5 separate regions of the Mus musculus genome follow, and regions 2, 3, 4 and 5 are each linked to region 1. A link is a loop called in an ENCODE intact Hi-C map of the cell type or tissue named here. Cell type or tissue: heart. All regions are shown on one strand. Region 1 overlaps 3110082I17Rik (RIKEN cDNA 3110082I17 gene). Region 2 holds the start of Gm26285 (a small nuclear RNA gene). Region 3 holds the start of Zfand2a (zinc finger, AN1-type domain 2A). Region 4 has its middle 7.1 kb from the start of 3110082I17Rik. Region 5 has its middle 18 kb from the start of 4930500L23Rik.

Region 1 (5,000 bases):
CAAGGCTGTTGGGAGATGGTCCAGTTTTCTTCTCAATCTCCAGAGTCACCCAGCAAGCCTTGCCTGTTAGCATGGGACAGAGGCTGCCTGCTCCGCCAGCCCTGGATCAGTGCAAACCATGAGTGGTGATGGAGATGTGGGTGGAGGAACCCTCAGGGTGTGCCATTTGGGAGACTGCTGATGCTGCACTGGCCCCAAAGTGTCAGCCTTCCTTGGCTTTGGTAGGGACAGCAAAGAGCTGAGCCCACCATCCATACAAGGACCCTCCGTGGGTGCAGCATTCGCTCAGGCCAGTGTGCATGTTTTATATGCATGCCTGAATGAGCATTACATATGTACCCAGAGTTCAGAAGAGGACTTTGGGCCCTCTGGAGCTACAATTACAAATGATTGAGAGCTACCATGTGGGTGCTGAGAACCAAACCCAGGTCCTCTGTAAGAGCAACAAGTGCTCTAACCCACCGAGCCATCTCCACCCAGCATGTGTGTGCCACACCCTACCTCTCTTTTAAAAAAGAGCTGGAAAAGAGGGCAGCTCTAATCCCGGGACTCCAGAGGCTACAGAGACAGGAGAAGTGCCAGCCTGGGCCACGTACCAAGTTCCTCTTTGAAAACCAGGGGGCTGGAAAGATGGGGGTCTCAGTTTAGAGCACTTGTCCCTCTTCCAGAGGATCCAGTCTCAACACCAGTACCCATGTGACCAAACCATCCCGTTCTCCAATAACTCCAGTTTCAGGGGACCTGACACCCACTTCTGACATCAGAGGGTACCAGGCACACACATGCGTGTACATATATGTGGGCAGAACATCTATGCACATAAGTAAATATTTTAAAAAGTAACAACAACAACGACAAAAAAGAAACAGGAGGTGGAGAGACGGCTGTCAGTCCAGCGCTTGCCCGACAAGCAGGAGGACCGGGGTCAGATCCCATGAGAGCCCCCTGAAAGCTGACTGTGGCGGTGTGTGTTTGGAATCCCACCGCCAATACGCGGTACTAGGATGGGCAAGTGTTCCACGTTGCCTGGGTTATGCAATGCTGGGGCTAGAAGCCAGTGTCTGCATGCTAGGCAAACACTGTACCAACTGAGCCCCAGCCCCAGCTCCCATTGCCTAACTTTGATGTGTCCTTTCTCTCTCTGTCAAATCCCAAACGACAGAGTGATGGCACTGGGATGTGGTTTCTTCAGTGGCTACAGATAGAGACCTCCCTCTACAGTCTCCACAAGGGCCAGCATGATCCCCCTCAGAGATCCAGTGGAAAGGCAGTGTTAGGTTTTGGGGCGGGAGGCATTTCGGGGGAACACTGTGATCGGTCACTGTAGAGCAGTGGTTTTCAGCCTGCCTTCCTGATGCTGCAGTGCTTTGATACATGTTGTGGTGACCCCACCTCCAGAAAATTAATTTGATTAATACTTCCTCACTGTAGTTTTGCTACTATCAAGAACTGTAATGTGACTAGCGGGCGGGGGGTGGCGGGGCGGTCCCATTGGTTGGGGGTTTGTGACCCACAGGTTGAGAACCGCTGCTGGATTAAAAGAGTTGCTGACATGAGCAAGCAGGCAAAGGCTTGGTGGATCCTCCAAGAGTTCAAACCCAGTGCCAGAGACAGCATGGTGGGGTCTCTGAAGAGAGAAGTCAGAGCCCATTTAGCAGAAGTGGGGATCTATTCTTGTAGTTTCTGAAGATGGGGGAAGTTGCATAACAGAGTCTGCCATGTGGCTCATTCCCAGCAGGGGCAGGGGCAGGGACTCAGTTCCCCATGTGAGAGATCCCAGCACCTGGGATTGCATACTGACCTGACCAGGGCCTCATGCACTCAGTCAGCCTGCCTCCCTCTCTCTCTCTCTCCCTCTCCCCCTCCCTCCCCCCCTCTCCCTCCCTCCCCCTCCCTCCCTTTCTCCCTCCCTTTTTCCCTCCCCCTCCCCCTCCCCCTCCCTCTCCCCCCTCCCTCCCTCCCTCCCTCCTTCTCTCCCTCCCCCCCCCCCCCAGAGTTGGGTTCCTGCAGTATCTGTGCTAGCCTCAACAGAGACTGAATTCCACGATTATGATCTTGGTGGCACCTTGTCTCTCTTGTACCAACTCGATCCAGGAACCATGGCTCTCCTTCCTGGAGGACACACAGGCTGCAGAGCCCCCGGAGACTTCAGCCAGTCCTCAGAGCTTGTAGTGTGTGTGATAGGCCTCTCAGCAGGTGTCTGCAGACAGCATCTTTAGACCCTAAGACCAGGATCCTGGCCTGGGGTTGCTGAGGTCATGTCTTATAGACAGTGGGAGGCTAATACCCCCCTCCCCAGATCATCATCTCACTACTCCACTGCCTGTCTTCTCCTTTGATGGACCTTGGCCCTGGTGGCTCTGTGCATCCCCACCCCATGTGGTTGTGGGGTCAGAGGCAGGCCTGCCAGCCCCGGGGGTGGGGGTGGGGTGGTGTAGGGTGGCTGTCTGCTTTTTTTTCCCATTGCTGCAGTTTATACAAACACTCAGCCACACAGCCTCTGGGACTTGGCCAGAGCTAGTCGGAGCTGGTAGCCAGGGCAACCAGACTCCCCTTCTATCCCTGGGCCTAAGTTAACCCCCCAAACTCCTTTCCTTGTCCCCAGAGGGCCCTCAGGCACCCTGCCCAGGATGCCTCCTCAAATTGGGACCTCTCCAGCTGAGGAAATACAGGGTGACTGTGAGGGAGGGAAGCAAGCGTTTGCCTTGGGCCTCAGGAGGAGGCTACCTTGCGGAGGAGAAGGGTGTCCTAATGTAGCCTCTAGAACCCCCGCTGGCCAGCTCCTCTGTGGACTGGGGAGGAACTGCTCTTTTCTGAGCAGACATGGGTGTCAGGTGACCGAATTGTGGGTAAGGCTTCCCTGGGAGGAGGGAGCGCTTCTGTTTGCTGTGTCTTGTTACTCTGCCCTGGGGCTGGAACTAACAGGAACCTGGAATCAGGGGGAGCTCGCCCTTCCTGGAAAGGCTCGGGTGGCGTGCTTGGGTTCCTCACCATGTCCCCACACCCTTTCCGGGTTTCCAGCTACATCGGAATCAACACTGGTTCTGCTTTTTCCAGGAAAGACAAAGTGGGCTGACCGTGCTGGGCCCTGCTGAACGCCTCCCTCCGTGGTGCTGTCCACCACTTTGCTCCTCTGAGAGGGAGGGAGAGGGCAGGTTGTGGGCTTCCTGGGCAAGATGCCTCCAGAAGTGCTGCTTCACAAGGCCAGAGCCCCACCATAGCCGAGGTCCCACTCTACAGGGTCTTCACTGAGAGGTGTCCCTAGCAATGGAGACCATGTCAGCCCCCACCTGGGTCTTCAGGACTGGCTGGAGCCAACAGCCAAGAACTGTTCCAGAAAAGAACAGACAAGATGTCCATGGGGCTGCTGCCCTCTAATGGCTGCTGTGGGTACTGCACAAGGCTCAGGAAACCATGAAGGAATGGGACTGTGGTCCGTCCACTTGAAACCTGTCAGGTAGATCAGCCTCTGAGCTGTGAATAGAAGAGTGGGTGAGCAGTGTTTTGTCTTAGAGCCATACCCACGCCCAGCTTGACAGCCTGTCCTTGTCTTTCAGGTGCAGGAGGCCAGCCCTGAGTTGTCCCCAGAGGAGAGGAGAGTCTTGGAAAGGAAACTGAAGAAGGAACGGAAGAAGGAAGAGAAGAAACGGCTGAGGGAGGCGGGCATCGCTGCTACACAGACTGCCAAGGTTCAGACGCTGCCAGCCAAGCCCTCGGCTGCCACCCTGGCTCTGGAGTACCTCCAAGGGTAAGCACTATTGTGCTGAATCCAGTACATCCTGCCACTGCCCATGGCACTGGGTAGAAGCTGGTCCATTGTAGCAGGGGTAAGAGTGGTCCAGCCCAGGTACTGGGGAGGCCCCTGCCTGCCCAGCTCTGTATCCACAGAACTGCCTGCAAGCACATCCCCTCTTCTCTTTACCCTGTGGAGGTGTCCTGTGGCTACTGTGTGTCCAGACGCACCCCACTCATGACTGAGCACTGAAGACAGGCATTCTAGGTGGCATGATGACCCAGCCCTAAACCACAGGAGACTGCAGACTGTGACAAACCTTCAACTAGGGCTCTTCCTAGGTGTTTTGTTTTTAAGATTTCTTTTGGAGCTGGAGAGATGGCTCAATGGTTAAGAACACTGGTTGTTCTCCCAGAGGATCTGGGTTCAATTCCCAGCATCCACATGGCAGCTCACAATTTGATGCCCTCTTCTGGCCTCAGCAGGCACAGTTAAGAATAACTAAAAATATTTAAAGCAAAAAAAAAAAAAAAAAAAGAAGAAGAAGAAGAAGAATACAAAAATGTTTTTAGGCAGGGTTTCTCTGTGTAGCCCTGGCTGTCCTGGAACTCACTTTGTAGACCAGGCTGGCCTCGAACTCAGAGATCCGCCTGCCTCTGCCTCCCGAGTGCTGGGATTAAAGATGTGTGCCATCAATCATAGCAGGCAACCTTATTTTTAATTCTGTGTGCATGTACATATGAACACGCATATCTCTAGAGAGTGCTCAGGCTCAGCACCCTCCATGCAGGAGGCAGAGGCCACAGTGGAGAGAGCAGCCTGTCTCCCAGTTAGATCAGCTTTTAGGCAGATCAAGGGGACCCAGATGCAACCTTGTGGAAAGGTGCTTTGGCAGGAGCTGTAGAGGCAGAGGGCTGTCCTTCACCCCAAAGCTGGGGCCGTAGCAGAATTCCTTGCCACTGGATGAGCTAGAGAGTGGCCTTCTGTTAGAACCAGTGTTCCTCCCGGCCCTGCTGTCCGGTGCCCGTGGCACATGAGGATCACTTAAAGCAGGTAAAGGTTCAGGAAGGGGCGTGGAGATTCCCACCCACAGGCTCATAAGCCAAAACAAGCCTCAGTCCCAGAGTGCTCTGGAAGACCACAGAGGCCAGTGGGCCTTAGCACAGTACCTTCTGGGAATCAGATCAAGTACGGTGCGGCAACTCCTTCATTGTAGGCTGGGTAATGTCTCTGTCAGGACTGTAGCCCGGGCCCAGGTGGCAGTTGA
Region 2 (5,000 bases), 80 kb before region 1:
GAGTCTTGCTCATCTAGGGGATGTTTCTGTGCCGGGCTTCCTCATGCCTGATAGAGAACAACTCAGCCACTGTAATTGGAGAATGGTGGTTGTTTTTCCTGAGTTGCATACGATTGATGTAAAAAAAAAAATTAGTAAGTACAGAGATAATGCTCAGGAGTAATTGAGCGCACTTCTATCTCCCTCAGGTGCACCATAGTGCGTGTGGGACAGTGTGAACCACACACCAGCCTGGGAACTATATGCCTACATAGATCTATATTCCTGCTTTCCATTTACCGGGGAATCTAGTTCCATTTCCCTCCTCCCCTCAACTCTTCTCTCTATTTCATTTTATTATTATTATTATTTTAGGTTTTGTTTGTTTGTTTGTTTTTATTTTTGTTTTTGTTTTTGAGACAGGATCTTACTGTGTAGCTCTGGCTGGGTTAGAACTTGGTGCGTAGATCAGGCTGGCCTTGAACTCAGAGAGATCCAGCCTGGCTGTGCCTCTCTGAGATGAGAGGCGTGTGCATGACCACAGCCAGCTTTATTTTCTCTTTTAGCTGTCTGTATGTGCATGCTCATGTGTATGTACATAGGTGTATGAGTGTGTGAGTTATGGAGGTTCATGCTGGGTGTCTTCCTCAATCATACTTCATCTTTTTTTTTTTTTTGTTTTTTGTTTTTTGTTTTTCGAGACAGGGTTTCTGTGTAGCCCTGGCTGTCCTAGAACTCACTCTGTAGACCAGGCTGTCCTCGAACTCAGAAAGTCGCCTGCCTCTGCCTCCCAAGTGCTGACTTCATCTTATTTTTGAGACAGGATCTCTCATTGAACCCAGGGCTTGCTGACTGGCTAAGCTAGCTGGCCAGCAAGTCCTAGGCTCCCTCTTCACCTCTCCAGTGCTGGGGCTGTAGGCCCATGCACAGACACACTTGTTTTTTTACTTGATTGCTTGGGGTCCAAACTCAGCTGCCTGTTCTTATACCACAGGTGCTTTACCGGCCAAGATATCTCCCCAGGACCACTTCCTCACCATTTTTGAGACAAGTTTTTATTCTTTAGCCCAGGGTGGCCTGGAATTAGTGACCCTCCTGTCTCTGTCTCCTGAGTGAAGGGACGGCAAGTTTCCCCTGCCTGTCTGGTCTTTGGAGAGTGCATTACAGGATGCAGGTGTCCCCTGGCTACACCCCAGCCCACTGTTCCTTGTGGGGGCATTCAACAATCTATTACTTAAAAGATAAATGTGGATCACAGAACTCTAGCTTCTTTCTGCCCCAGAGATATAGAAGACTTAAAGTAGAATTGGGATCCCAGGGCTAGTAGCAGGTTTTGGTACAGGGCCCAGATTTGTCCCATCTCTACTAAGTGGGAAGGGCCAATTGAGAAGTTTTGTGTGGGCCAGGGGAATCCACAGACCCTCACAGCAGAAAAACACATTCCACGGTAGGAAGGGAACCGTCTTGTAAGCCAGCTGATGAGAGAAGACGAGGTAAGGCTGATGAAGAATCAGATAGAAATCCTGGGAGTTAAGTACAATTATGGCATCAGAAACAAGCAGAGTGAGATCCAAGACAAGGCTCGGTGGAGAGAGCGTGAGGATGTGGAGTGCAGATGGGCGGAAGTGACTTGACCTGTGGGCAAGCAGGTAGAGAGGAAAGGTGGAGTAAGGGGGAGACCTCTCCAGCAGGGCAGGGCCCAAGAGATACAATGATTTCAAGGCAACAATGCTGAGGTCTGAGGAATTTGTGAAAGACTGTCAAATATCCAGACTGAATGGAGTAAGCTCACACCTGCACACACTGAATGGATTAGCAGAATGTCAGAAGAATGACACTGGGTTAGAGAGATGGCTTAGCCAGGGCATTGTTCGCTGCATGAACCATGAGGGACTGAGTCCCAACCTCCAGGGCCCGTGTACACAGCTGGGCACATGGGGGAGATGAGAGGGATCGGAAGGTAGCGGCCCCTTGTCCTGCCAGCCTGGCCACCCAATTTGATCTTAGACCAAACTGGTTCAGCAGAATTGCGTTGTGACCATCGTACACTCTAGATGGCCGGCACCCCTCCCCCACCCCACTAAATACAATAAGAAAGTTTGTCCTAGAAGTTCCAGGCAGGGGAATTTGGCCAGCAAGGCATGTGAAGGAGAGAGAGAGGCATACTCGCTTCCTGTGGCTCATCCACGGTGTTCTGTGGCCCCTGGGCCCAGTCACTGTCCTGTCTGGGACTGGACCCCTGCCCCCAGGAGAAAAGTGTGTGTGTTGGGTGTAGCTTCTGACTGAAGGAGGTGCTGTTGGGAGAAGGCTGTACTCCGTCCGCCTCAGGGCAGGCGAGTAGAAGCTCTTGTTCTGTGGGAACTCAGCAAACTGAGGCAGAGTGTTCCAGGGAAGGTCAGGGTTCTAATTAGGCAGCCTGCACAGTGGGGACCGAGGACCCACCAGGTGGTGAGGATGGTTCCTAGAAGTTTTGGGTCTCTAGGAACCAGATTAATGAATGAAGTGTTTTTTCCCATGTCCTGAAGCCAAACAAAAAGAGATAAAAAACAAAGTCCTTGTGCCTTTTCCCCTCTGGAATCCCACAGATCATTCTGTGGAAAGAGAATGATGTCGGGTGCCTTGCCTTGGCATAGATCGGAGCTTGCCCCTTCACTGGGCAGTGCCGGAGAGCAAGCGTTGAAAAGGCCTGTCCTGCCCTGGGTGAGTCCACAAGGGGGCCTGCTGCAGTTAGCTCTGGAGAGGAGTCAGTCTCTCCCTGCTCCAAAGCTGATGAGGAAGAAATAGATCTATGCATTTGAGGGAGAGATGACTCTGTGTGTGTGTGTGTGTGTGTGTGTGTGTGTGTGTGTTCGTTCGTGTTCGCTATCATGTCTACCTGTCTAGCTGTCTGGTCTACAAGCTTCGGCAGTTCTCTTGTCTCTGCTTCCCATCTCCCTGGAGGTGTGCTGGCATTCCCAACGTGGGTTCTGGGGATCTAGACTCAGGTCCTTCTACCTGCACGGCAAGTACTTTACCTGCTGAACCAGTTTTTCATCTTGTTTTTGTGACAATCTCATGTAGTCAAGGCTGACCTTGAACTCCCAACCCTTCTCCCATCAATTCCCAGAACCCCTGCTGAATGTCTGTGTTTGTTGGGTTGGTCGAGGGAGCTCCGTCCTGTGGGCTGTCCAGGTTCTGCAGTGCTAGGCAGGGGACCTGGGGCCTGGTGATGCTTAGACACTCTACCAACTGCCCCCAGTGCCAGTGCAACAACATTCTTAATTTTTTTCAAAACAAAGCTTTCCACCCCTTTTAAAAATAAAACAAGCCCATTGTAAAAATACCAAAAACATGGAAAAGTTTGGCAAGAAAAATGTTTGTATGTTTTATCATTTTTGTCATTTTCTCCTTAGGCGTGGCCGACCTCGGTCTTCACACTGAGGGTTTTCAGTGACATTGTCTGTGGCTAGAGCACAGCTGATTATAAGTTTAGAACTTGGACACACACACACACACACACACACACGCACGCACGCACACACACACACACACACACACACACACACACACACACACGCGCAGAGCTGTATGCTGTCATGTGGGTGCTGGTACTTGAACCTGTGCCCTCTCGGCTGGAGAGAGCCATCTTTCTCCAACCCTGGAACTCTGTTGTTTTTTAGGCTGAGTGTGGGAATTAGATTCTTCTCTCAAATTGTTCACAGAATACCTGACAAGAGCGGCTTAAGGGTTTGTTTGATCTGAGGGGACAGTCCATTCCAGTGCCGGAGACAGCAGCGGGACTGTGCCATGGCTGGTCACATTTACACATCAAGCAGAGATTAGTGCTGGTGCCAAGTTAAAATTCCCCCCCCCCCAATTCTTTTATTAGGTATTTACTTCATTTACATTTCAAATGCTATGCCGAAAGTCCCCTATACCCTCCCCCCCACCGCTCTCCTACCCACCCACTCCCACTTCTTGGCCCTGGTGTTTCCCCTGTACTGGGGCATATAAAGTTTGCAAGACCAAGGGGCCTCTCTTCCCAGTGATGACCGAGTGGCCATCTTATGCTACATATGCAGTTAGAGACAAGAGCTCCAGGGTACTGGTTAGTTCATATTGTTGTTCCACCTATAGGGTTGCAGACCCCTTAAGCTCCTTGGGTGCTTTCTCTAGCTCCTTTATTGGGGCCCCTGTGTTTCATCCAATAGATGACTGAGCATCCACTTTTGTGTTTGCCAGGCACTGGCAAAGCCTCACAACAGACAGCTATATCAGGATCCTTTCAGCAAAATCTTGCTGGCGTATGCAATAGTGTCTGCATTTGGTGGCTGATTGTGGGATGGACCCCCAGGTGGGGCAGTCTCTGGATGGTCCTTCCTTTTGTCTCAGCTCCAAACTTTGTCTCTGTAACTCCTTCCATGGGTGCTTTGTTCCCAATTCTAGGAAGGGGCGAAGTGTCCACACTTTGGTCTTCGTTCTTAAAAATATGGAACGCTTCACAAATTTGCGTGTCATCCTTGCGCAGGGGCCATGCTAATCTTCTCGGTATCGTTCCAATTTTTGTATATGTGCTGCCAAAGCAAGCACAGAATTTTCCTTTTTATTCAGTCCAGGATCCCAGCTCATGGGATGTGCTGCCCATGTTCAGGTCTGCCTTTCTCAAGTTCTCCTCTCTAGATGCTTTCCTTGAAGTTGTGGCCAGAGGCTCAGCTTCTAGATGGTTCTGCACACCATTAGGTTGACAGTCAAGATTAATTGCCAAAACAGGTGATTGAGGTGACATCTAGACACCTGGGCCAGCAGCCCATCCTGAAGTGTCTTGTTTGCAGAAGCCCAGGTGCTTCACATCCCGGTTTTGAGGCAGCCTGGGTGGCCTGGGCCAGTGGCTTCAGCTTTTGTGCAATCTGATCCACAGCTTGATGGCGTCCTGGCCCAGGTTTCCAATCCAGCCTGTATTTCAGAGGCCTGCTGTACCTCTGGCTCTGGGTGGGTGTGCCATGGAGTTACTGTCTTAAAGGTCTGTTGGACACTTGCTGGGT
Region 3 (5,000 bases), 120 kb before region 1:
CCTTTAAGCTTCCTGAAGAGAGCAACTGGGGCTGCTCTGTAAGAACTCTTTCTCTTCAGGCAGTCACTGGCCAGCTTAATAAAGACTCTCAAATTCCAACTCTGGTTTTGTCAAATGGTTCTGGGGGTGGGGGGCTGTCTTTGGCCAACCATGACCAAAAGCAACTCTTACACTTCAGGGAACAGTCTATCATTGAGGCAGTCACAGAAGGAACTCAAACAGGGAAAGAATCTGGAGGCAGTAACTGAAGCAGAAGCTGTGGAGGACCACTACATACTAGCTTGCTCCTCCTCCTCCTCCTTTTTTTTTTTGAGATGGTCTTTCTACGTAGCCCTGGATGTCCTGGAACTTGCTATGTAATGTTGGCTAGGGGGCTGGAGAGATGGCTCAGGGGTTAAGAGCACTGACTATTATTATTATTTTTTCTTTTGGTTCTTTTGAGACAGGGTCTCTGTATAGCCCTGGCTGTCCTGGAGCTCACTTTGTAGACCAGGCTAGCCTCGAACTCAGTAATCCGCCTGCCTCTGCCTCCCGAGTGCTGGTATTAAAGGCGTGCGCTACCACGCCCGGCCGGCACTGACTATTCTTCCAGAGGTCCTGAGTTCAATTCCCAGCAACTGCATGGTGGCTCACAGCCATCTGTAGTGGGATCCGATGCACTCCTCTGATATGTATCTGAAGACAACTACAGTGTACTCATGTAAATAAATCTTTTTTAAAAAACAAAGCAAAAAGTAATGTTGGCCAAGCTGGACAAGAACTAGGAGAGCCACCTGCCTCTGCTTCCCACATGCTGCGATTATAGGTGTACACATCCAACTGGCCTGATTTTTACTTTCTTATAGCACCTAGGATAATCAGCCTAGGGGTGGTACTACTCGCAAGGAGCTCAGCCCTTCCATATTAATGACTAACTTAAAAGTACTTCCTAGGCCAATCTTATAGAGGTTATTTCCTGAACTGTGGTCTCCTCTTCTCAGTTTATGTCAGATTGAGAAATAAATAAATAATTAATTAAAAACATAAATAATCAGGACAGAGCAGTAGTATTCTGGGTCTATTAGCCTAGCCCACAGATCTTTGGTATTCTCGAGCTTGGGTCAGCAACACTTGAACATCTTTCTTTCTTTTTTTTTTTTTTTTTTGGTTTTTTTCGAGACAGGGTTTCTCTGTGTAGCCCTGGCTGTCCTGGAACTCACTTTGTAGACCAGGCTGGCCTCAAACTCAGAAATCCGCCTGCCTCTGCCTCCCGAGTGCTGGGATTAAAGGCATGCGCCACCACCGCCCGGCTTGAACATCTTTCTTTCTTTCTTTCTTCTTCTTCTTTTTTTTCTTTTTTTTTTTTTAAGATTTATTTATTTATTTATTTATTTAAAGTACACTGTAGCTGTCCTCAGACACTCCAGAAGACGGAGTCAGATCTCATTACGGATGGTTGTGAGCCACCATGTGGTTGCTGGGATTTGAACTCCTGACCTTCGGAAGAGCAGTCGGGTGCTCTTACCCACCGAGCCATCTCACCAGCCCTGAACATCTTTCTTAAATCACATGCATAGTCCGTGCTCCAGCAACTCTGGTAACAGAGATACAGGCATTTTGGGTATCATCTTGTAATTCTTCTGTAGACTGGACCTCACTTTTCCAAGGCATGTTTGTTCAGATGACCTGTCCCTGGCGTTCTGCCTCCCCGAGTCCTGGGATCCTTACAGCTTCACAAATGGGCCATCAATCTGTGCATACCGCGATCCCAGCCCTCAGGGAACTCCTACTGAGACACAGGATTCTCACGTCCGGCCGGGTCCTGTCTCAGGCTCTCAGGTACAGGCAAGCCTGTCACCTCACCCAGAGCTGCCTCACCACGACTCAGCCTAAGCTAGAGATGTTGCCTGACTGTTCTAGAAAATAGGCGGGGGGATAGGGAGGGACGAAAAGGCCGTAGAACTGCTGGATTGGTGACATGTAAGTGACGTCATCACGGCGCCCAGCCCTCTGGGGGTCATAACACGAAGGAATTGGCTGGCCTTCGATGACATTTTGGGCGCGCTGGCGGGCCGACTCTAGATGTTAGGGGATTGGTTGGTGTTGGTGTGGCGTCATCAGAGCGCGCCGGGAACGCCCAGGATGTATGACTCTGGATCTGTCGGCTGGGGATAAATGGCCCAGGCTGCTGCAGGGGCAATGCTACGCTTTCCGGCCTTGAGAGAAGTCGGGCGCTTCGCGGCGATTGGAGCTGCAGTTTCTACTGCGGTGTCACCGGGATAACCACAAAGGGCACCGCTTGTCTGTCTCCGCCTCTGACTACCCGTGAGTGCCAGGTACCGGTGTGGTTGCGGGCCGCTGGGGCCCGGGGAGCTGGTGAACTAGGGGCTGGCGTCTCCGCGCTGTGATTTCTCGTGGCCTGGCCATCAAGGAGTTACTGTCTCAGCACAGTGACATCTCACATCCCCAGGTCAACTGCCCTGAGCCATTGTCGCGGCAGCCAGGCATAGTGGTTGTTGCAGGCCTGTAGTCTCAGCGCTGGGGAGTTGAGTTATTAGATCACAAGCTCCAGGCTAACCTGAGCTAAGTAGTGAGACACACTTTCATGAAACAGTCTACTAGCAGGGCATGGTGGCTCGTGCCTTTAATCCCTGCACTCCAGAGGCAGAGACAGGCGGATCTCCGAGTTGATAGCCAAAGTGATCTACAAAACGGGTTAAGGGACAGCCAGCACTACAAAATAGCGTCTGTCCTAGGCCCCCGGCCCCCTGTTTAAAAAAGGGGGGGGGGAGAAAAGAAACAGTCGGTGGTCATTTGGTAATACGTCACGTGCTGCTTGCTTTGAACAAAAACATTTCATAATGCGGATTCTGTTGTGCACGACTTAAAAGGTTTCCTCCCCGACAGGAATGAGATCCACCCTAACCACTAAATGCAGTAGGAAAGGAAGGGGGAAGGGTGGGAAGTGAATTGGCTTAGAGGTGTTAGAGGTGACGTTTGAGGAAGTGACACTGTAGACTGGTCCTTGACAAGTCAAATAGATGTCTTCTGAAGCCTGAGAGTTCTCAACAAGGAGTAGATAAGAAGTTCCCAGCAGAGAAAGTAATAGAAAGATGTGAAAAGCTCTTTGGGGACTTGACCTGTGGAAAGTGCAAGAGTTTCGAGTCATTTGATAGGTGACAGGACTTGGAGGAGACTTTGCTTCAAGCCTGGTCTCCGGGATGCCAGCCTCTCTGCTTGTCTGTTTCTTGTGGTTAATTAAAGTGCCGCTTGCCTTGATCGGCCCTGGCCTGATGTCATTATGGCGTGTGCACAAAGTAAAACTGAAGGCATGAGGGAGGGAGAGGCAAGGGACAGCCTACTCTGGGGAGCATAGTCAACTGATGCCACTTAGCACCTGGCACCGAATCTTGTTGATGTCAACAAGTGTATTGAGGAGTTGAGACTGCAGCTTGAGTTCCAAGGAGACCATAATTTTCAGTGGCAGCTATGGACTCCATACGGGAAGCCTTTCTTTCTCTCACCACATTTGTTTTGTTTTTGCCAGAGCTGGGGATTGAACCTAGAACTTCCCCCTCCCACATGCTACGCAGAGCATTCTCTTATTAACCCAAGGCTTGGTATTTATGATGAAACGACCACTTTGCTCTTTGCTGAGAATTTATGAGATGGCAGTCTTTCCCATGGCCCCAGGATGGTTTGGGTTTCCCGTGCTTCTCACAAATAGCTTCTCTGTGCTCTTTGGCTGCAGGTGACAGGCCCTGGGGTCCAACTCAGAACCTCATTCTCTTCTAATTCCCACAGGTGATACTTAAATACATCTGTGTTTTTGGACAGCATTTATAATGGAGTTTCCTGACTTGGGGAAGCACTGTTCAGAACCAACTTGCAAACAGCTAGGTAAGAACTTTTGGGGGCTCTTGCTAGGGAAACAGCATTACATTGGCTGCTCTGCGGAGGACACCTGGCTGGTGCACTCTCTCGCTAGTTGGCCTCTGTCCTGGTTTAGCTTCTCAGCATGAAAACTCTGGTGCAGGAACACAGGGTCTGCTCAGAATTGCAAGTTAATGACCCCTTAAGGCCACGCAATAGCCACCAGGGCTTTGCAGATAACAAAGGCAGCTTGGATGGTTGCGATGCCACAAGAGATGATATCTGTGTTGAAAAGACGTGAAGACATTTGTGGGGCCTTCATTGTCTCTTGACCTTCCTGCATTTCTACCTTTGGGACTGGGGTTGTTGCTCAGGTGGTACAGCACGTGTCCAGCATGTCTGAAGCTCTGGAGAGGTGCAGGCAGGAGGAGCAGAGATTCAAGGTCCTCCTAGGCTACATATGAGTTCCAGGACAGCCTGCACTAAATAGGACCCTGTCTGGGTTGTTTGTTTGTTTGTTTGTGGTGTTTGTTTGTTTGTTTGTTTGTTTCTTAATTTTATGGCCCAAAGTTGTTTTCTCTCACATGTGCCACCTCCGGGATGTGTCTGTCTCTCAGACTCCAGTTCTTCAGAGGACTTACCGTTTTATCCTGATTTTTGTTTTTTAGATTTTCTGCCAATAACATGCGACGCCTGTAAACAAGATTTCTGTAAAGACCATTTTTCCTACGTGGGTCATAAGTGTCCCTTTGCGTTCAAGAAGGTAACATGTCATGCTGGGGTCTGGACTGCGCGGCTACAGCTCTTCCATCCAGCTGTTCTGTGCAGGCCAGAGCATGGTCTGTGATGGCCGCGCTTTGAGTTTTGAACGGGTGGGTTTGTTACGTACATATGGCAAGCCAAAGTAAAAACAAGCAGAAAAGTAGGTAGAGAGCTAGATGGATGGGTAGGTGGGTATTATTGGCGCTCGGAACATCCTGCAGAAACAGACTGGGGAGGTTGGCAGACTCAGCTGGAGTTCCCAGTTCAGCTTCCCCACTGGCTGAGCATCCCCTGCTGAAGTCTTCTGGCTTCCTGACCCCAGGGCAGGTACCTTTCTACCTCAGGATAAGCAATAGTTCCCTCTGTTGGAAGTAGCTTTTCTTCTA
Region 4 (5,000 bases), 100 kb before region 1:
CCTTCTACCACTAAGAAGTGCTGGTGATGGAACCCATGGTTTCACCCAGGCTGGGCAAGTGAGCAGCTTCAGCCTCCAGCCCACTTTCTACTTTTGATAAACTCTGCTTCTCATCGGCTTGTCCTGAGATACTTTTCTGCATTGAAGCCTAAGATCTGGTTTTACCTGAATCAAGGTCCCTAAAAGATTTAAAGAAATTTGGGGCTGGAAAGATGGCTCTGAGCACTGGCTGCTCTTCTAGAGGTTCGAATCCCAGCACCCACATGATGGCTAGCAACCATCTGAGATTCCAGTTCTGGAGAAATTGATGCCCTCCTCTGGTCTCTGCAAGCACTGCATGCCAAGGTACACAGCATGCAGAAAACACTCATATACCTAAAATTATATATAAATGGTGGTGCATGCCTTTAATCTCAGCGTTTGGGAAGCGGAGGCAAGCGGATCTTTGTGAGTTCAAGGCCAGCCTGATCTATAAATCAAGTTTCAGGTCAGGAGAAGCCCTGTTCTGAAAAGGCACGCACTTGGGCCTGAGTGAGCAGGGCTGGGGCGAGAGTTGACTCAGCGGTTAAGAGCACCGACTGCTCTTCTGGAGGTCCTGAGTTCAAACCCAGAAACCATATGATGGCTCACAACCATCTGTAATGGGATCTGGCACCCTCTCCTGATATGTTTGAAGACAGCTACAGTGTACTTACATATATAAACAATAAATCTTAAGGGGGGGGCGCTGGTGAGATGGCTCAGTGGGTAAGAGCACTGACTGCTCTTCCCAAGATCCTGAGTTCAAATCCCAGCAACCACATGGTGGCTCACAACCACCCATAATGAGATCTGGTGCCCTCTTCTGGTGCGTATAGTGTATACGTACAGCTATCGTGTACTTACATATAATAATAAATCTTAAAAAAAGAGAAAAAGCACACAATTTTTTTTAAAAATGGAAATAAAAAAGATTTAAAGAAATTCCTTGGGCTGCTACAAATTAACAGAATGGAACCCTATCCCTGTTGCTGCTGACAGGACTGCCCAGACACTGTATCAGTGGGCACAGCCCAGTAGTTCACCAGACTGTTCAAATGTGTCACTGTCCACCTGCCAGTCAATTATAGCCCTGCACCCCCAGAGTGTAAATTCAACCTGTATTTGTGTGTGTGTGTGTATCTGCATGTTTCACCAGTATATATGTCTGTTCACCTGTATGTACCTGCTGTCTTTGAAGGTCAGAAGAGGGTGTCATATCTCCTAGAAATGACAGTGCACACGAGCCACCATGTAGGTGCTCAGAACTGAACCCAGGTCCCTGGAAGAGCAGCAAGTGCTCTTAACCTTGGAGCTCTCTACAGCCCTGGAAGCAGCTTTATGGGGGGGGGGGTTGGTTTGGTTTGGTTTTTAGTTGTTATTCGTTTTTGGTTTGGTTTGTTGTTTGTTTTCCCAAGACAGGGTTTCTCTGTGTAGCCCTGGCTGTCCTAGAGCTCACTCTGTAGACCAGGCTGACCTTGAATCACAGAGATCTGTCTGCTGAGTGCTAGGATGGATTAAAGGCACATGCCACCTCCACCTCAACCTCTCGAGTGCTGGAGTTCTGGGATTCCAGGCAAGAGTCACCTCACTTTTGTGGAGAAGCTTGGGATCTATGCTTGACATAGGCTGTCGCATTAACTAAAGGTGTCGTTCTGTCTCTAGTGGGACAGATATGTCGGCAATTGCTTTGGCACCTTAAACTCAGAGACGTGGCTTTGGGAAGGGGTGTCCTCCATGTCTTGGCTGCCGTCTCTCTTCTGAACTGACTTTCACTGTCACAGCTAGTGCGTCCTTGGGTGAGGCTCACAGCCTGGCTCTCTTTCAGAGAGAAACTAGGAACAGCAGCTTGCCATTGGAGCATGAGGTGCAGTTTCCGTCCTTTTCACAAGATGTCACCAAAAAGCCTTCATTGGAACGGAGGTTGACAGAGCCACAGGCCCTGGGAGGCACTGAAGCTGGGTAGTGTCCTGAAGACTGGGTCTGAGCAGCCATCCCTCACCTCACTTCCATAGCTACAGACTAACAAGCATCTCTTCTGTTCCTCAGCTCCAAAATCAGGTTGGGAAGTGGCTCTGTGGGTGAACTAGACTTCCTTTCCCAATACAAGCTTGAAAGGGGGGGATTTTGATGTCCTCTCTGGCTTACTACTATCTTTTTTTAAAGATTTATTTATTTATTTATTTTATGTATATGGTACACTGTAGCTGAACAGATGGTTGTGAGCCTTCGTATGGTTGTTGGGAATTGAATTTTTAGGACCTCTGCTCACTCCTGTCGGTCCCATTGGCTCTCCTCAACTCCGCTCACTCTGGTTAACTTCGCTTGCTCAGTTCCTGCTTGCTCCAGCCCACAGATTTATTTATTATTATACATAAGTACACTGTAGCTGACTTCAGACACACCAGAAGAGGGTGTCAGATCTCATTACGGGTGGTTGTGAGCCACCATGTAGTTGCTGGGATTTGAACTCAGGACCTTTGGAAGAGCAGTCAGTGCTCTTACCTGCTGAGCCATCTCGCAAGCCCTCTTTTTTCGTGTGTGTGTGTATATGGTATGCATGTGTGTGTATGTAAGTATATGTATATGCATATATGTATGTTTGAGAGTCTGTGTGTATGGTGTACATATGTGTATGTATGTACACATGTGTGTATGTATGTGTTTGTATGCATGTGTGGTGTGTATATGTGTATATGTGTACATATATGTGTGTGTGCGGTATGTATGTGTGTGTGAGTGCATATAGGTTAGAAGTTGATATAAGGCATCTTCCCTTGATCACTTTCTACTTTATTCACTGAGTCAGGCTCTCTCAGTTGAACCCAGAGTTCACTGATTCAACTAGTCTGGCTAGCCAGGTTGTCCTGAACTCTGTCTCTGCCTTCTGAGCACTGGGATTACAGGCAGCCGCCTTGCCCGCCAACTTGTTCACTTGGATCCTGGGGATCTGAACTCGTGTTCCCACACTTGTGCAGCAAACACTTTATGCCCTGAGCCACTCCCTGGCCCACATGCCCAAGGTCTTGAGAGGAGTGTGAGAGGGGAAGCTGGCCTGGCTTCTTGTCTGAGATAAGGAGTGGCTTGTTTTATTTCCCTGGCTCGGGGGTTGAGAGCACAACCACATCAACTCACCACAACTGCTCTTCCAAGGGACCCAAGTTTGACTCCCAGTACCCACATCAGGAAGTTAACTGAGCTTCAGGGAATCTGACCCCTCTGGCCTCTGTGGGCACCTACACTAGTGCACATCACCACACACAGACACCCACTGTCTTAGTTACTGTTTTACTGCTATGAAGAGACACCATGACCAAGGCAACTCTTACAAAAGCAAGCATTTAATTGGGGCTGGCTTACAGGCTCAGAGGTTTAATTTGTTATCATCATGGTAGAAAGTATTGCATTGTGTAGGCAGACGTGCTGGAGGAGGAGCTGAGAGTTCTACGTCTTGATCCAAAGGCAGCCAGAAAGAGACTATCATCCTCACTGGGTGGAGGCTGAGCACTAGGAGACCTCAGAGCCTGCCTACACAGTGACACACTTCCTTCAACAAGGCCACACCTATTATAGCAAGACCACACCTCCTAATAGTGCCACTTCCCATAGGCCACCACATTTATACACAGTTTAAAATCCCTCACAGATGTGCCCCATTTATGTTTTTGCTTTGGTTTGGTTTGGTTGGTTTGGTTTTTTGAGAAAGAACTTATCTGTGTACCCCTGGCTGTCCTGGAACTCACAGAGATCTACCTACCTGTTCCTCTCAAGTGCTACCACTGCTGGACTGTTTTGGGGGTTTTTAAGTTAATTTCAGATGTAGTCAAGTTGATAACCAAGTATAGCCATCACACAATCCCTTCAAGTTGTCCTCTGACCTCCACACAGGCATCTTGGTAGGCATGTGTACATGTGCACACATACTAAATAAATAATTAAAAAATAATTTGTAATCATATCACTAAGGGACTGGAGTGCGTGGCTGTTAGTTCTTCTCTGAAGAAGCTGTTCACTGTCTTCTGGCATCTACACACACACATATTGCATGCATGCATACAGACAACTGTGGAGGCCTAGGTAACTGTTACCTGGCTAGTCTGCCACTATAAGGAAGTGTTCTCATATGTTTCTGCTGTTACTAGGAAACTTTATAATGCCAAGATTGATTAGATATGCTGTTATGTTCTGTGCCCTTGGAAACCAGTCATGATAGAAGTCAGTAGAACTGTTTTGTATTGTTACCCACAATAAGCTTGGACTGGAACCAACCACCCTACAGCACTTCCTGCACCCATATTTGAGCTTTTATGGTAGTTGCTTTTATAAACTGCCCCTGGGATGGACCCCAATATAAGAGAGACACCTGCACCAATGTAAGAAACTACTTGGAATAAAACTTCCATTTTGAGTAGTGGTCCAGTAACGTTTAAGTTTCCAAGACTTCCTTGGGAACTGACATCCTACTTGGCAGAAAGAGACATGTGTGTGAGTAACTGACATCCTGGCTGGCAAGTTAGGACATAAATATTAGACAAGGCAAGTCCCCTGTCATAGTTGAATACCCCAACCACTGGGAGCAGGATAGATAAGTGTACAACAAAGACACGTTGCTAATGAAATCCCCTATCCCTAAGTTCTGATTGGTGGAATAACTTGGCACAGATGTTTCTGGATGTTGGGCTTAAGAACCCTGTAGGATCTTAAGTTGGGGTCACGGTTCAGTTCCCGAATCTGGACCATGGCCCTGGATGACCAGTCCTGGGGTGTGTGCTCAGTAAACTCTCCCTGGCAAACTGAGATCGGTGTTCATGGATTTTGTGAGGTGATTCTGGGACCTCAACAACAACAACAACAAACAAACAAATAAATAATTAAGGGAACAAGGAAAGGAAAGAAAAGCCAGTTTTATTCCATTTGAGTTTGGGCCAGAGAGTCTTAGCACGTGGCTAGGAGGATGCAGTCTGTCTGAGTCAGCAGTGCTG
Region 5 (5,000 bases), 140 kb before region 1:
AGCTGAGAGATCTGCCTGCCTCTCCCTCTTAAATGCTCAGATTAAGTCATCCACTACTGTGCTCAGCTCAGTGGGGCCATTCTTATTCAAACCACCACAGAGACCCTGCTTCAAAAAAACACCAAAGGGTTAAAGAATTAACTCAGAAGATAATGCAATGAGCAAGCGTGACAACCTGAGTTCAAACCTCTGGACCCACATAAAGTTGTCTTCTGGCCTTCAGACATACAACAGGCTACCTCTTATCCCCTCCACACACCATACACACATGTACAGACACAATAATACATAAATAAAAATAGCCAGATATGGTGGCACATGCATTTAATCGAAGCACTTAGGAGGAAGAGGCAGGTGGATCTCTGTGAGTTCAAAGCTATCTTGGTCTACACAGAGAGATCCTACCCCTCACCCTCCCCCCCAAAAAAACCAAATAAAATAAATAAATAATTGCAGTATAAAAATCAAAATCAGAAAGAAAGAAAGAAAGAAAGAAAGAAAGAAAGAAAAAAGAAAGAAAGGAGGGAGAGAGGGAGGGAGGGAAGGAGGGAGGGAGGAGAGAGAGAGAGAGAGAGAGAGAGAGAGAGAGAGAGAGAAAGAAAGAAAGAAAGAAAGAAAGAAAGAAAGAAAGAAAGAAGAAACTAAGCCAGTGGTGGTGACACAGGATGGTCCTCCCAGTTATTCAGGAGGCTGAGGCAGGGGGATCATGACTCAGAGGCTAAACTGGGCTTTAGAGTGTGTCAGAGTAAGCTGCTGTGGGCTCCATTTCTTTCTTTCTTTTCTTTCTTTCTTTCTTTCTTTCTTTCTTTCTTTCTTTCTTTCTTTCTTTCTTTTTGTTTTTTTGGTTGTTTTTTTTTTTTTTTTTTTTTTTGGTTTTTCGAGACAGGGTTTCTCTGTATAACTCTGGCTGTCCTGGAACTCTGGAACTCACTTTGTAGACCAGGTTGGCCTAGAACTCAGAAATCCGCCTGCCTCTGCCTCCCAAGTGCTGGGATTAAAGGAGTGTGCCACCACGCCCAGCATGGGCTCCATTTCTAACTCCACTAAAAGAAAAAGAGAAAAGAGGAAGGAAGGAGGGGTGACTTAGAAGCCAGGCACGGTGGCACAGGCTGTAGCCTCAGCAGTCTGGCTGAAGGCAGAGGATTAGAAGTTTAAGGTCTAAGAAGTTTAAGGTCAGTCTAGGAAATGTAGGGAAGCCCGATCTCAAGGTAAAACCACCAAGCACGGCAGCAACAACAATAATAACAAAGTTAGTCTCCAGTGTAAAGTCTGCACGAAGCAGTACCACCTCTTATTACCCTGCAATTAAATAATCTCCCAATACATTAAAAGCGGTGGACGCCATCTTTATTATTTCTCTTTAAAGTTATTTACACACAGGATGGAACTTACATCTTATTTCTATTTTATTTTCTTTCTCCCTGGGCTGAAACACTGCCCATTTGTCTCTTAGATCGTCTGTTTTCTTTACTGTGCAGAGGATCTAATATATGGGCTGATTTTATTAGTTTGTATCTTCTATTAAATTATGTTCATGCAAGATTTGCAAGAAAAATAGCTGCTTGGCTTGCTTGGGAATTAGAGACTTAATTTGGGAGGTTGATTCTCACTTAAGAATTCAGTCGCTAAAGTGAAGTGTCAGAAAAACACTCTGCCGGGGGACAAAAGCAGATGCCCAGGACACTGGGTCTTACCCTTTCTCTAACTGTAAAGAGTACCTGATGAAATTGTTTTCCTTAGACACTTTTAAGTACAAGGGACAGAGACCTGAGGGAGCTGTGACAGGAACGGTGCTGAAGCACTTGCAGGTTCTGGAGCACGCTAGAAGAACAATGTATCACCGAGCCACACCCCAACCTCCCCTTTACTAAAGTGCTCATCAAATGAGCCACGCCCCCAGCCCCTCATTGGGGGATTCTAGGCAGGGCCTCTACCACTGAGCCACGCCCCCAACCCCTCATTGGGGGATTCTAGGCAGATGCTCTACCACTGAGCCACACCCCAGCCCTTCACTGGGGGATTCTGCACACACTTTCAATTCATGAGTCACATTCCCAGTCCTGTTTTACTTTTTGAGACAGTGTTTCCATAAGTTGCCCAGACTGGCATTGAAGTCACTTTGTATCCCAGTCCTGCCACAGCTTGGCAAATAGCTGGAGGTAAAAACCTATGTTGCCAGGCAGAGCCCTTAGTTCAAATTATTCTCATCTGAAACTGAGGCTCTACCAATTTGATGGGATTCGCCCCTTCCACCCATTTTGCAGACAGGCTCCTGACAAGGCATCCTCTTCTGCAGGTTTGCTGGACTAGGGTTAGGGGTGTCAGAGATTGGGTCAAGTCCACCCGACCTGGATATAGTAAAGTCCCTTGGATAGGTTCTAGGAATGTGCACACACATACGGGGGTGGTGGTGCAAGGGGATGCCCAGAAACAACACCGTGTGGAGGGGTTTTATTATTTCAGGTTCCTGACAGGGAAACTGAGGCGGACAAGGGTTCACTGAGAATTAAGGCTCCTTAGGATGACAGCATCATCTGCTTCTCCACAGCTAGAATGCAAGTTCACCAGAGTAGGACAGGTGTCATCTCTGATAGCCTACAACCAGCCTCCCATGCACTGTGTTCTCAGGAGACACTGTTAAGTGGTTGGTGCTGGCTTCCAATATCAGGACAGCCATCCAGCAACTACCTGTAGCCAGTGCTACACACGCTGAGCCCAAGGGGAGGGGTTAGCACACATGGAGCACAGAGTTCAAATGATGGGAACTGAAGGGAAGGGAGATGTAGGGAAGTAGGTAGGAGTGGGAAGGGGTCATCAATAGCTCAGCAGTCATTTTGATGACCAACTGTCCTGCGGTTGGGAGCCCTCCATGCCCTTGCAAAGCCCCCTCTGGGCTCTGGACTAGCCTGGTGGAAGGTAACTCTGTGACTAGCCGCCGCTGCAGAGGAAGGTGAGTCCTTGCTTTGGGCGCCCAAGATTAGCAGCCCTGCCTCCTTGACTCCTGGCTATCTATCTGAGCCCGTGTCCTGCCAGTCTCTAGCCACTAGGTGGCAGGCGCGAGATGGGTTGGATGCACCGTGGTGCGAACTGCGCTGTTTGTTTATCTGCAGGTTTTGCGCGGGGGGGGGGGGGGGGGGGGGGGGAATAGAAGCAGAAAGAACTAATCACAGAAAAAGACAATCAGGGCTGAATTCCCGGAAATGAGTAGTTTATACCTCAGAATTTATTCAAAAAGGTTAGCTTCAACAGCCCACTAGCTGTTTCGGGATTTTTATTTTGCTTTTTAAGTAAAAAATAATTTAATGCGCGTGTGTATTTTGCTTACATGTATGGGTACCACGTACATGCCTGTGGAGGTCAGAAGAGGGAATCAGATCACCTGGAATTTGGAGTTACACACAGTTATGCGCCACCATGAGGGTGCTGGGAATCAGATCTGGGTCCTCTGGAAGAGCTACCAGTGCTCTTAACCACCGAACCATGTCTCCAAACCATATTTTGTATTAAGACAGGGTCTTGGAATACAGTCCGGGCTAGCTTCAAATATGCAATCCTTCTGCCTCAACTTCCTTAATGCTTGGATGACAGGCCAGTGCTATTACCCACGCTGGTAGGGGCTATCTCTGAATCAGTGGTGTGGTCACCTCTGGTCTCCTGGCCGCCAGGGTCTCTCATTCAGGAGACACTGGGCTGACTGAATGGGACAACTTTTGGTCTGCAGAAGCCTCGGGCTTGCTCTGCACCTGGCCCGGCAATATGGATTATGCCCAGTAGAAAGCGGCTGATTTCCTGCCTTAAGCAAATTCTCCATTAGAAGACAGAGATCCAGCTCAGCAGAGCTTCTGATCAATGCCTTCTCTCAGAATATATCTACTGAGTGGTTGTGGTGGCCCAAAGCCCTGCAATTCCCAGCACTCTGGATGCTGACACGGGAGATGCTGAGTTCAAAGCTAGCCTGGACTGCATGGTGAGACTCTGTCTCAAAATTTGAACTCCCCCTACATAAGAAATGCTTATTGATTTATAAAAGTATTTTCATATTAGTCAAAAAGTAGAAATGATCCAAAGATTTACCCAGAGAGAGATAAATGAATGAGTAAAATGTGGTATCACTAAATGGGAATATTACTCAGTGGGACATAAGTTACTGATACATGGGTTGCATAAACAGGAATCTTCTGAGCGGGTTCTCTAGAACTGTGGGTCTTGACCCCCGTGGGAGGGTTGAGCCATCCTTTCACGGGGGTCACCAAAGACCATTAGAAAACACAGATATTTACACTGGGATTCATAACACCAGCAAGATTATAGTTAGGAAACAGCCATGAAAATAATTGTATGGCCGGAGTCACCACAACATGAGGAACTGTATTCAAGGGTCGCAGCATTAGGAAGGTTGAGAATCACTGCTCTAGGAGAACAAAACTTATAGAATGAATACACACACACACACACACACACACACACACACACACACACACTCGTGTAATATATAACATATAATATAATATATAACGGGCTGTGGTCCAGCTAGTCCAACAATGGCTTTCTACCAATGAAAAGCCTAAGAATCCAGTAGTTGTTCAATTCACGGGGCTGGATGCCTCCCTTGGTCTTCAGTTCAATCCTGAAGACGCAGGCTGTAGTGCCAGTAGAGGAATAGACTTTCTGGCAAGAGTAAAAGCAAGCAGGCAAAGAGAGCAAGCATCCTTCTTCCATGCCCTTTATATAGGCTGCTAACAAGGTGTGGTCTTCTGCTGGTAAGTGTGTGTGTGTGTGTGTGTGTGTGTGTGTGTGTGTGTGTGATTGTGTATGTGTGTGTGGTTGTATATGTGTGTGTGTGATTGTGTATGTGTGTGTGGTTGTATATGTGTGTGTGTGTGTGTGTGTGTGTGTGTGATTGTGTATGTGTGTGTGGTTATATATGTGAGTGTGTGTGTGTGATTGTGTATGTGAGGATGTGTGTTGGGAGGGGCCCATGCATATGTGTTCATTGGCAT

The links. Peaks named below come from ENCODE experiments on the same cell type or tissue, not always from the same donor. Only the 100,000 strongest peaks of a DNase experiment are listed, where the experiment ranks them.
Region 2: it touches region 1 in a loop (3-fold over the local background); 5 of 42 quality-filtered maps call a loop at or near these places.
Region 3: it touches region 1 in a loop (2.3-fold over the local background); 2 of 42 quality-filtered maps call a loop at or near these places.
Region 4: it touches region 1 in a loop (5-fold over the local background); 20 of 42 quality-filtered maps call a loop at or near these places.
Region 5: it touches region 1 in a loop (8-fold over the local background); 16 of 42 quality-filtered maps call a loop at or near these places.

The regions. Positions count from the first base shown.
Region 1 is chr5:139,362,721-139,367,720 of GRCm38, reverse strand. It overlaps 3110082I17Rik (RIKEN cDNA 3110082I17 gene), which reads left to right. Exons shown (of 5, transcript NM_028469.3): 3 at 3,558-3,748. Among named protein-coding and RNA genes, the nearest start is that of Mir339, 4.5 kb to the left of the region's middle. In heart, no CTCF peak of the experiment used is centred here; DNase peaks (open chromatin) are centred at 1,008, 1,700 and 2,970; H3K4me3 peaks cover 672 bases; H3K27ac peaks cover 2,006 bases.
Region 2 is chr5:139,443,147-139,448,146 of GRCm38, reverse strand. The region is part of intron 2 of 3110082I17Rik (RIKEN cDNA 3110082I17 gene); the gene reads left to right. Gm26285 (a small nuclear RNA gene) reads right to left here and starts at 4,548; the gene lies at 4,442-4,548. In heart, a CTCF peak has its summit at 2,687; no DNase peak of the experiment used is centred here; H3K27ac peaks cover 5 bases.
Region 3 is chr5:139,481,581-139,486,580 of GRCm38, reverse strand. It overlaps Zfand2a (zinc finger, AN1-type domain 2A), which reads left to right and starts at 2,090. Exons shown (of 7, transcript NM_001159908.1): 1 at 2,090-2,304; 2 at 3,784-3,879; 3 at 4,521-4,615. The coding sequence starts at 3,825. In heart, no CTCF peak of the experiment used is centred here; a DNase peak (open chromatin) is centred at 2,040; H3K4me3 peaks cover 1,825 bases; H3K27ac peaks cover 1,404 bases.
Region 4 is chr5:139,465,107-139,470,106 of GRCm38, reverse strand. No RefSeq gene overlaps it. Among named protein-coding and RNA genes, the nearest start is that of 3110082I17Rik, 7.1 kb to the right of the region's middle. In heart, a CTCF peak has its summit at 1,910; a DNase peak (open chromatin) is centred at 4,995.
Region 5 is chr5:139,503,309-139,508,308 of GRCm38, reverse strand. No RefSeq gene overlaps it. Among named protein-coding and RNA genes, the nearest start is that of 4930500L23Rik, 18 kb to the left of the region's middle. In heart, a CTCF peak has its summit at 3,025 (motif pointing right); a DNase peak (open chromatin) is centred at 3,038; H3K27me3 peaks cover 2,221 bases.